Regions from separate parts of the Homo sapiens genome. Here region 1 is linked to region 2. A link is a loop called in an ENCODE intact Hi-C map of the cell type or tissue named here. Cell type or tissue: dorsolateral prefrontal cortex. All regions are shown on one strand. Each heading gives the region's core, and the rest is flanking DNA. Links, peaks and the distances in the headings are about the cores only. Region 1 overlaps ELAPOR2 (endosome-lysosome associated apoptosis and autophagy regulator family member 2). Region 2 has its middle 11 kb from the start of TMEM243.

What was found. Peaks named below come from ENCODE experiments on the same cell type or tissue, not always from the same donor. Only the 100,000 strongest peaks of a DNase experiment are listed, where the experiment ranks them.
Region 1: a loop joins it to region 2, with 4 times the contacts of the local background. A loop is called at or near these places in 65 of 110 quality-filtered maps.

What each region holds. Positions count from the first base shown.
Region 1 is chr7:86,911,658-86,917,041 of GRCh38, forward strand. It overlaps ELAPOR2 (endosome-lysosome associated apoptosis and autophagy regulator family member 2), which reads right to left. Exons shown (of 22, transcript NM_001142749.3): 13 at 3,066-3,203; 14 at 1,284-1,547; 15 at 415-588. Among named protein-coding and RNA genes, the nearest start is that of GRM3-AS1, 110 kb to the left of the region's middle. In dorsolateral prefrontal cortex, for the core only: a CTCF peak has its summit at 3,022 (motif pointing right); no DNase peak of the experiment used is centred there.
Region 2 is chr7:87,228,536-87,233,919 of GRCh38, forward strand. No RefSeq gene overlaps it. Among named protein-coding and RNA genes, the nearest start is that of TMEM243, 11 kb to the left of the region's middle. In dorsolateral prefrontal cortex, for the core only: no CTCF peak of the experiment used is centred there; a DNase peak (open chromatin) is centred at 2,926.

The DNA.
Region 1 (5,384 bases), core at 266-5,265, 320 kb before region 2:
TTATTTTGGACAAGCTTCCTCTTGAAAGTCTTTTTCTTCTTAAAACACAAAATTGACAACATAAACAACAGTAAAACTTTCTCAAATAACTTCCTGCCTAAAGAGGTAAGATTGACAACCCTGACCCATTTTTATGAAAACAAAACATCCTCAAAGCACTTACACCATAGCTCCAAGCTTCAGGTTTCAACTGACTGCATAAGTGATTTGATACACTGAGAACCAGACAAGGTTGCCCCTGGTGGAGAAATCTGCCAATATTCTAGGCAGCAATAGAGGATCTAAGCAATCAAACCTCAGTTTCTGACACTTGGTTGATATCCATAGAGAATTTATTGGTCCATTAACACAGAAAATATCAACTTGATCGGAGCTGAAATATAGGTCCATCTCACCTTGACAGCCAGAACTCACCTCATGCCCACATAAACTGATATTGAAGAAATGGAAGTATTTTGTTCCTTTGGAGGTGAAGCTGGGGCCATTCATTAATGAGCCCACACTGCTGAGGTTGCTAAAGTCATAGTGCAAACTCTGATTTTCTTTTTCATGGTAGAAAAAGCAGTCACTATAGCAAACCGAATGGTCCTTTGATTAAAGATAAAGAAACAATATAGCAGGAAAGAAAATATTAGCTGCTACTAAAATGTGTTTGAAAAAAGTTCTAGGTATAAAAACTATTCCAGTAATTTAGTCTTAGCTATAATATACTTTACCATACTAATATAAAGAATTTCTAAACTCTAACTAGATTTTTCTAAACAAAGTTCAGAAAATTCAGAATCTTTTAAAGACAGAGTAAAGTTATCCTCAAGTTTGTTCCTTGTAGAAAGGTATTTTAAGAAATAGCCAAAATTCTGTTACGTAAATTTAAACAGACAGTAAAAGTGCTTTGTCCTTCACTCATAATATGGCATCAATCTTTGCCATTCAAAATTATAAGAAACACTAGCTGTTCCCAGATGACTGCTATAGCCAGCCTATAGATAGGTAGTTTATTTGCTGTACCTAAACAATACACAAGAAATCAGTTTTAATATTTTGGAAAAGCATTCTTATTTGGGAGCTTTTAATATTTTATGTCACCAGTAACTAGTACTTTCATAGCATACAGTAAGTGTTTAATAAACGCAAGAAGGGAGAAAACAGAAATGGTAAGTAGAAAGTCTTATTTCAGAATAAATAGCAACCTCATAGCTCCCAGAGAAACATTAAGGAGAACGCTTGAATTTCTCTATTAAAATGTGCTTTCATGGGGATACCTGAAATGCAGACCCACTTACCTGATTGTTTTTACTCCCAGGCCCGCATGGAATACAAGCCTCTTTGCCATAGACCTGATGTATGGACAGGTAGGTGTCAGGTGGACATTCCTTGCACTGGTTGGTTTCTTTCTCAATGTAGTGGCCTGGAGGGCAGGGGACACACGATGAACCCGACTGTTCAGAACCGAGGGCACAGGCACGGCATGAGGACGCCACCCCATCAACTGCATTAGTGGCTGTGATAGAATAAATCTTCACCATGTCATTGATGAACCGTCTATTCTAAAAAAAAGAGCATAAAGTAATGACTTCTGCCTTGGGGCTTAGTTGTACAACCAGATTATGTCTTCTGTTGACATCATCAAAATAACTAAATAGAGTGTTCCAGCCTAATAGTTTGTAATTGACAATAGATTAATATCACTGCTATTTGGTTCTTCTTTTAAAAAATCTTAAATCTTGATACTAGAAACTAATTTCTGCAATAATATAGTTCCAGGAGTTTTGCCACAATTACTGTGAGATCTGTCACAATTAGTATAAATTAGGATGCAATTATAGACCTCATATCTAGAAGAACTAGTATAGTTTAAGAGAGGAACAGTTTTTATCTCCCATCATCATTTATTCACATCTTAGCCTAAATCAAATGATACAATAGGAGGTTGAAAGTGCGGCAGGGTAGAAATGCCTTGGAATGGGGATGAGAAAATCTTGGAAGACTAGGACCTCTAGTCATACACAAACATTAACTGTGCTAAATCAATGCAATCACACCATTTCATTGAGTCTTCCTTTCCTTCTCCAGTCCTTTCCCTAATCAACATACAGAAAAGATGTGGACTAGAGAGCAAAAACCTGGGTCTTATTATGTTTTTCCTCCTTGTAACACTGAGTCACTTTAAGGTCTGGTTTTAATTAAGCAGTTGGCGTCACTCTATCGGTACAGAGCAGTGTTACTCCAGACTACTTAATGCTTTTTGTCTGGGACAAAGATAAATGGAAGGCAAGGAAAGATTCCACAGCATGTTCACGCCCCACAGGATGGTTATCTTAACCTTCATAAGGAATAACTGGAGTCAAGTACAATCTGGGGAATTTATTCCCCACTGAAAGCCTGAAGAGAAGAAGAGAAAATGCCATACATTGCCACCATAGCATTACGGCCACTTTTGAACAAGTGGTTTATCTTGTTCTCACCTTGGGAAGGTTACATCTATAGAGATCCACAAAATAAGTCCTGCTACTATTGAAACATATGGTACAATGGATATACTTAGGGGAGGAATAGGTCTATTCTGGCAGGGAAAATAAAAGAAAGGAAATGATTTTGTGTGTTAACTCAATGGTGGGTACATACACATTCTCCAGGCTGTAAAAGGAAATATTACTGTAACAAAAAAATAAAATGACACTAGTTAATGGCTCTTAAACATTAGATGACTCAGATGAAGATGAAGAAAGTTGCCCATCTTCACAAAGCCTCAGAAAGCTTTAAAAACAAGTTATTTTTAGAGAACTGCAAAATTAGATTTTCCTTCTCATAAGTTTCCAAAAACTGTATTTGTTCAGAGTGAAGAACAATTCAAAGACATGTTGTTATTTTATTCCATACATTCTTACTCTCAAAAAATAAAAAATTATCATTTTATACCACTGAATCTATAACCAGATTATTCATTCCATATTTTTTAAAAAGCAGTCCTTTCTTCCAAATTTGAGTTATCACTTTGTATGCATCTCCACAAGGGGGCATCATTAGTGTGTTTAAAATTTTAAAAAAAAGTGCTTGGAACTTACATCTTGACCCTGATTAGTTCTCTGGAATGCCCATGTAAATGTAAAAGTTGCATTCTTGAAGATGATATGGGTGTAAGCTTGTTTTTCTTTGGTTCCACCCCACGATTCTACCACATTTGTACTTTTTCTATTAATATCCTGAAATATAGTGGAAAAACTATATTCAAATAAAGCACAAACTCAACATTAATATACCTGTGTATATATTACAAATGTATTCATATTTAAAGTAAACCCATTACAGTTTATGACTATTTACAAACAGAGCATGTAATCCCAGAACTCTTAAAACTTGCCTTCAAGTCTGCACAGGCACCTCACTCAGTAATCACAATATATCAACCACATTGTTCATATAACTTGAAAGAGGTCTCAAATCATAATATGTTTAAGGGTTGGGGTTTTTTTTGTTTTTATTTTCTATTTTTGTTTCATGTGTGTGATCTGGCTTGGGATATATACTTAGAAGAGGAAACATAACTCCTCAAACTTCTTACAATAAACTTCTAAAGTTATCATTGAATGGAAAGCCTTCAAATTTTTTATCTTTTTCCTTCAGAGATTCTGATAGGGAGCTCTTACATAGGAATTCCAAGTTCCCCTGAATTATACTTGCAAGTTCCAGGGTGACTTTATCCAAGTGCATGTTAAGCAGAATGTTATTTAATGTTCATGAAATCCTCTCTTGCTTATACTTGACTTCCAAAAGGTTTAATTTATATTTTATTTATTATTTATTTAACTAAATTCAAGATAATATTAAAATCACACAAATTTGTGATATTCCAACTGATATGCTGTCATTAACATGACTGGAAAGCAAATATTAATAAGTTGACCAGATAATGTAACATACATCTAATTTATATAAAAAGAAAACCAAGCCTAAACTCTGAATTTTCTAATTTTCCTGGCAGAAATCCTGATAGATCACTTAGGAATTTGGATGGGCTTCCATTAGTTATCTGGGATGCCGGCAATAAGGTTTCATGAGCTCAAGACAAGTCTCTTTGTTTTTCATCCTTTGATAATACAGGAATCAAACATGTGATAAAGTAACCAAATATGCTCTAAAGAGACACATCCTGAGTTCACACCACAGATAGGAATAACAGAAAATGCTCATCATACATTATAGAAATCCTCATGTAACCAAACAATGAAATCATCATTCCCAAAAAGCAGTTCATAATATATTGATGGTGCTTCATTAAACATCATTATGGGTTATAATAATTGAAATTTAATGCATTAGTGCACATAATATCACCTTACATTTGTGAAGCACTACATGATATTCAAAGCATTTTATATATTATTTGGTTTGAGATCTCCAAAAGTCCTGTGAGAAGATCATCACACAAAGAGGAAAGAAAATGGCAGACTTTGCCAAAAGCTGAAAGCTCTAGGATTGATTCCTCAATACAAATATCATAAGATCCCTACTCTCAGGGATGCCTGGTCAAGTGGGAGAGACAAAAACATAAATAAGTTCACATAATTAAAGCAGGGATTTTTCAAAGGGTTTTAGAAGCACACTGGAGAGAGTGGCTAACTTGACTGAAAGGAGTAAGAGAGAGCTTCTGAGAAAAGGTGAAGTTTGAGCTGCTACTGAAGTATGATTGGAGTTCATCAGACAAAACAGCAAAAGGAAAAATGTCATTCTAGCTTAGAGTGTCAACACATAGGGAATGAAAAAGTACAGAGTGTTCCACTAATACCAACAAATTCAGGTGACTAAAGAAAGGTGAGTCATAAAAGCAGGTTTGGAAACAGAGGCTGGGGAAAGAAAGAGCCATAAAGACGCCATGTTACAGAATTTGAAGTGTATTCAGAGGCTGTTGGTTCTTAAACTCTAAAGTATTTCAGAACCACCCACAATGCTTGCTAAAATACAGATTGCTGTGACCACAGAGTTTCTTATTCAGTAAGACTAAGCTGAGACCCAGAAATGTGCATTTCTAACAATTTCCAAGGGGACCCAGGTGGTGCTGGTCCAGGGTCCACACTTTAAGAATCACTGCTATAGGCCATAAAAAGCACCAAGGGAAGGGATAGCTTTGTTGTTCAAGCCTCTACTGTTGAATTTTGGGGTGTCTTCTTTGTTTTGTTTTTGAGACAGGGCCTGTTGCCCAGACTGCAGTGTAGTGGCATGATCATGTAGCTAGGATTAAAGCTCCCAAGTAGCTCAAAGTAGCTAGGATTAAAGGCATGCGCCATTGTGGCCAGCTAATTTTTTTTTTTTTTTTTTTTTTTTTTTTTGGGTAGAGATGGGGTTTTGCCATGTTGCCCAGGCTGCTCTCAAACACCTGGGCTCAA
Region 2 (5,384 bases), core at 208-5,207:
GGATTACAGGCTTGAGCCACTGTGCCCAGCCGTGAAATAGATTTTTACTCTAAACTGCTATTCACTGGAATAAGCCACAATGGATAAGAGATAATTTTTAGATGTTTTAATAATTGACTTGGCAGTGCTACTGAAGCAGATAAAATCTGCAGCACTGGTCTAGCAGCATACATTGCTGAAACACTGTTCTCAATTTGAAAGTGTAAAATTTGCCCAGAGAAATTAGAGAAATACATTCATTAAGTCAATCCTCTCAAATATGAGCAAATAGATTCTTGAGCAGATAAACAATTTCCTAAAGTTCCTACAATAACTTTTGGATTTTTCACATGTGTATTATTTTTAACTAATTAATTTCATGAGTCAGGAATTTGAAAATATTTAAGGACAGGTAAATAATTTTTCAGGTTTTGAACTATATTTCTTAAGAAAACTTAGGAAAAAGTAATGGAACTAATACCAGTTGTTATTTCATTATTTCATTCAAAATCTAGAATATTACTGATAATAATTTTGAGTAAATTATTTAAAATTCAGGCATACCTTTAGGAAATGTGTGTACCATACCCTGGCTGTTTTTTTTTTTTTCAGTTATTCATTTAGCCTTAGGAGTTTCCATTTCTTCATTGTAAAATGGGCACAATGGAATAGTTTTTCAAACCTCTCTGAGACTGACATCATGTGACTGTTTCACCACAAGAGAGAGGCCTAACATTAAAGGGGAGAAAGAAAAAACAAAATAAATGTAAATGTAGTTCACAGATGCAGGACAGTTATAGCTGTTTTTCATGTAATGATATTATTGGCCTTTATGTTTTAGACGGAGTGGTGGTTTAAAGTCTTTTTCACAAAGGTATTTTCTCTGTGATAATTTTAAACACAGCACGACACAAACACTGTACACACTCAAGCTTAAACCTGCCAGCCTTGATGTAGGTGACTTTCCCATACTATTTAAGTTGTTCTCTAAATAGACATAACAGTGGGGGTAGTAACACTTCTTTTCTTAGAATAATGCCACTCTAATTTTTTTAGGAAGACTAGACAGAAATACAATCTTATTGCTTAAACATCCAGCTTCACAGTGAAAAATAAATATCTGAAGAAGTTAATAATATTGCTTAACATATCTATGACATCTTTTTCTAATAATGGGCAATATATCAATTTAACCTTTCAAGTGTACAAATATGGGCAGGGTGTGGTGGTGCATCCCTATAATCCCAGTGCTTTGGAAGGCCAAGGCAGGAGGATCACTTGAGCCCAAGTGTTTGAGACCAGCCTGGACAACATAGGGAGACCCCACCTTGAGCCCAAGTGCTTGAGACCACCTGGGCAACATAGGGAGACCCCATTAACTAGGCATGGTGATGCGCACCTAAAGCCTTGGCTACTTGGGAGGCTAAGGTGGGAGAATCACTTGAACCCATGAGTTCAAGTGAGCTATGATCACACCACTTCATTCTAGCCTGGGTAACAGAGTAAGACCTTGTTGATGGCAAAGGCAGCCAATCTGGTGCACCCACTGCAAAGACGTCTACTGCAGCAGGGGAGGTTATCAGTCTGCAGGTAACTAGTGGGAGCCCAGCCCCTTTCTGAATTGGTGGGGCAGGAGCCCTGCCCTCCTGGGTGCAGCTGCAGCTGCCCAGCTGCAGCTGTGGACCTGGGCATCTCTGAACTCTTGGGGACCAAGGAAGACTCCTTCCCCCACAGGCTGGGAAGTGCCTGCTCCTGCTGCCTGGCCTCGCCCTCCTCCTGGCACCCTCTCTGATTTTGGAGCAAAGTTGAGGCCCAGCCCAGGCACTGTCATGACCCAACCAGGTGTGTGTGCACTCAGGGTGGTGCTAACATGCCAGCCCCCTGCCACCTTGGCCCCCTCTAGACTTTGGGTGCCTACCAGCATGGGAGGGAGGCTGATGGGGGCCACTGAGGGGAGCTCGGAAGAGGCCTGGAGGCTGCCCTCCTCACAAACAGACTGGGTGCTGTGGACAACATGATTGATGAAGGCAGGAGGCAGACAGGCTCCTGTGTGGAAAGGGGTGGTCCCCAGTGAAGCCCCACCTTCAAGTCAAGGATGGCCTGAAGCATGAGGGCTGGGCTGTCAGTTCCAGTGGAGTCAGCCAACTGGAGTGAGAGCTGGACACACCTTGGGGTGACCTGCCAGAGGAATGGAGCTACCCACTGTGGATCACCTCTCTGCTGAGAGCTGAACAGACATCAGGATGACCTGCCTGTGGATAGGAGCTACCCAGTCTAGATCTCCTCTCTGCTGAGGGCTACGCAGATGTCAGGACAACCTGCCAGCAGAAAGGAGCTAGCCACTCTGGGTCTTCTCTCCACTGAGAGCTGGACAGATGTCCAGACAACCTGCCTGCAGAAAGGAGCTGCTACCCACTTCGGGTCTCCTGAGAGCTGTTCTGTTGCTCAAGAAGCTCCTCTCTGCCTTGCTCACCCTCCAATTGTCTGTGCACCTCATTCTTCCTGTACATGGGACAAGAACTCGAGAGGGACTGAATGGCGGGACTGAAAGCGCTGTAACACAAACAGGGCTGAAATATGCCCCCATCCCCACTCACCATGTTGCCTAGGATGAGAAGGAGAAGAGCTGTGGCCCTTCGGGAACCCCAGACCTAGGGTGCTCCCTGAGCCAGGGCTGTGACACCCTCTTTGGGACTCTCCAGTTCCTAGTGTCTCCAAGCTTCTGGGTGCCACAGCATTCCCCTTGTCCAGACACAGGTGCCCACAGTGGAAGCTGTATATTGTACATCTGGTCCAGCCACAACCTCTCATGGAGCCGCCAGCCAACTGCAGCAGCCAGCGTGTCTGGCTGTGCATGGTGGCCAGACCCCATGCTTGCTTACCCACACACCACTCGCTGCTCCGCACCTGGCTCGCCTTTGGCAGTTGTGGGATGTGGGCCAGTAGTGCCAGCCAAGAGCAGCCTGCCAGGCCAAGGGGGCAGAACAAGCCCAGCAGTGCCAGCAATACTCAGGCAGAAGGCGCCGCTGGCCACAGAGGTTTCCAGCTGGCAAAGTGACAACTCAAGGATCCTGTGACATTTTCTTTAAAAATAAACAAATAAATAATGCAGAAAAATTAATCAAACAAAAACAAGAATGAAAACATTTTGTCATCATGACTTCTGACATTTTAGATAAAATAAACAGAACATCACAGAATAAGTTTGTCTAATTTGTTTCTCTCTCCAAGGAAGAAGTTTTGAGAGGCTTTATTTTTTCCTAAAGAAAAACATCAAGATTGAGAAGGAAAAAGCAAATAAATAGCAACCAGGACAAAGAAATTGTCTTGCAATCTGCCCTTCCAACAGTACACATTTTTCCTTCTTAGACAGTCATTTGCATTCTCCCCAGTGAAAACATTGGCACCACTATCCCTTGGCTGAGTTCCTTGACAATCCCTGCACTGAAGACATCTGTTACTGAAATAGATTAGGAAAATAAATAGATTAGGGAAAAGGTATTAAGTCTCAGAATATACAAAGGAAGAAATTTCATCTCTACCACCCAACATGGTGTTTTTCCACCTCAGACTCTAAAGAAAGAGATAACCAGAAACTCTGAATATCTAATGTAATTAACTTCTCCTGCCTACATGTCTTCTGTTGCCTCCTGTAATGGGTTGAATTGTGGCCTCCCAAAAGATATGTCCACCTAAAACCTGTGGCTGTAATTGTGTTAAAAAAAAAATCAGTGACACTTGTTAAAGCACAGCATGGAAAACTTTATCCAGAAACATCATGATTGGTATAGGGACTGCTACAATGGGGTCTTGCAGCAGCAGAGAGAGATTTGGCTCAACTCTGAATACAGAATAGGCAAGTGGGAATTTATAGCCAAGGAGTAAGGTGGGACTCAGTGCATGGAAAATTACTAAAAGGAAATATCAGATGGGCATTCTGGTTAAACCGGTGTCCTTGCTGAAGACACACCAGGGTGATCAGACATCACCTGGGGAATGATGGAGGATGAGGAACCCGATCAGCTACAGAGCATGATCAGATATGTAGGGGCTTTTAGCTATCCTGACCTAGCAGAGTTCTCTTCTACAACTGGATTTTACAAGGAAGTGCACAGATGAGCCTAGGAGAAGTGTCAGGAGCCTGACTAAAGTTTGGCCAAGCAGAGAATCTTTGTCAACTGCTCTGGATTGAATGTTTATGTCCTTCCCAAATTTATAAGTTGAAGCCCTATCCCCAATGTGATGGTATTTGAAAGTGGGGCCTTTAGGAGGTAATTAGATCATGAGGGTAGAACCTTCTTGAATGGGATTAGTACCCTTATAAGAAAATACATGAAAGATATTATCTCGGTCTCTCTCCCACATGAGGATAGAGCCAGAGGCAGCAATCTGCAAGCCAGGAATAAGTCCCTCACCAGAACCCAACCATACTGGTACCCTGATCTTGGACTTCCAGCTCCCAGAACTGTGAGGAATAAATGTTCATTGTTTAAGCCACCCGATTTATGTTATTTGTTATACCAGCCTGACCTGAGTAAGACAGTGAACGTATTTGGAGAGAAGGCTCTTTGCAGGTGTAGTTAACGATCTCGAGAGGAAATCATCTTGGATTGGGGTGGTCCCTAAGTCCAATGATTAGTGCCCTTTTAAGAGTAGGTGACCATATAGAGACACACAGAGAAGGCCATGTGAAAATGGGGTTGAGATTGGAGCATGGAAAGGATTATCCCTCAGAACTTCCTGAAGAAAACAACCATGACTACACTTTGATTTCAGACTTCTGACCTGCAGAACTGTGAGAGAATAAATAAATGTCTGTTGTTTGAAGCCACTAGTTTGTGGTAATTTGTTTCAGCAGCCCTAGGAAACTACAATTGTTCTACTGGGAACTGCTTTTCCCTTCATTAAAAATGTTTCAAGAATCTGTTAATGTTGACAAAGTTTTCTCCTGTTCACAGCCCCTAGAAAAACCACTTGTTCAAAAGTGAAAAGTGTTCTAAGAGAACGATTGCATACAGAATAGGAAACCTATCATCTGTATAGTATAAAACCTACCTATAAAATAAGAACACTGAATTTTTAATAGACCCCAGAACATTAGTGTCATACTTCAATGTCATCCTTAGACTATACACCTAAATCAAATTGCTACATTCATTCACTCACTCACCCTCTTGAAAGTCTTCTTTTGTATTCACCTTAGAACCTGTTGGCAAGTTACATGAGCAAGACAATTTCATTCATTTATAGTTACAACTCCAAGAATTATGATCCAATCTTTACTCTTAGAAAATTTAAGTTGCAGTGGCAGAAACAAATATTGAACTGGACCCCATTTTAAATTTAAAATATATGTATATTCCCAAAAGATGAAGAACTTTGTTGTTTTTTTTTTTTTTTTTTTT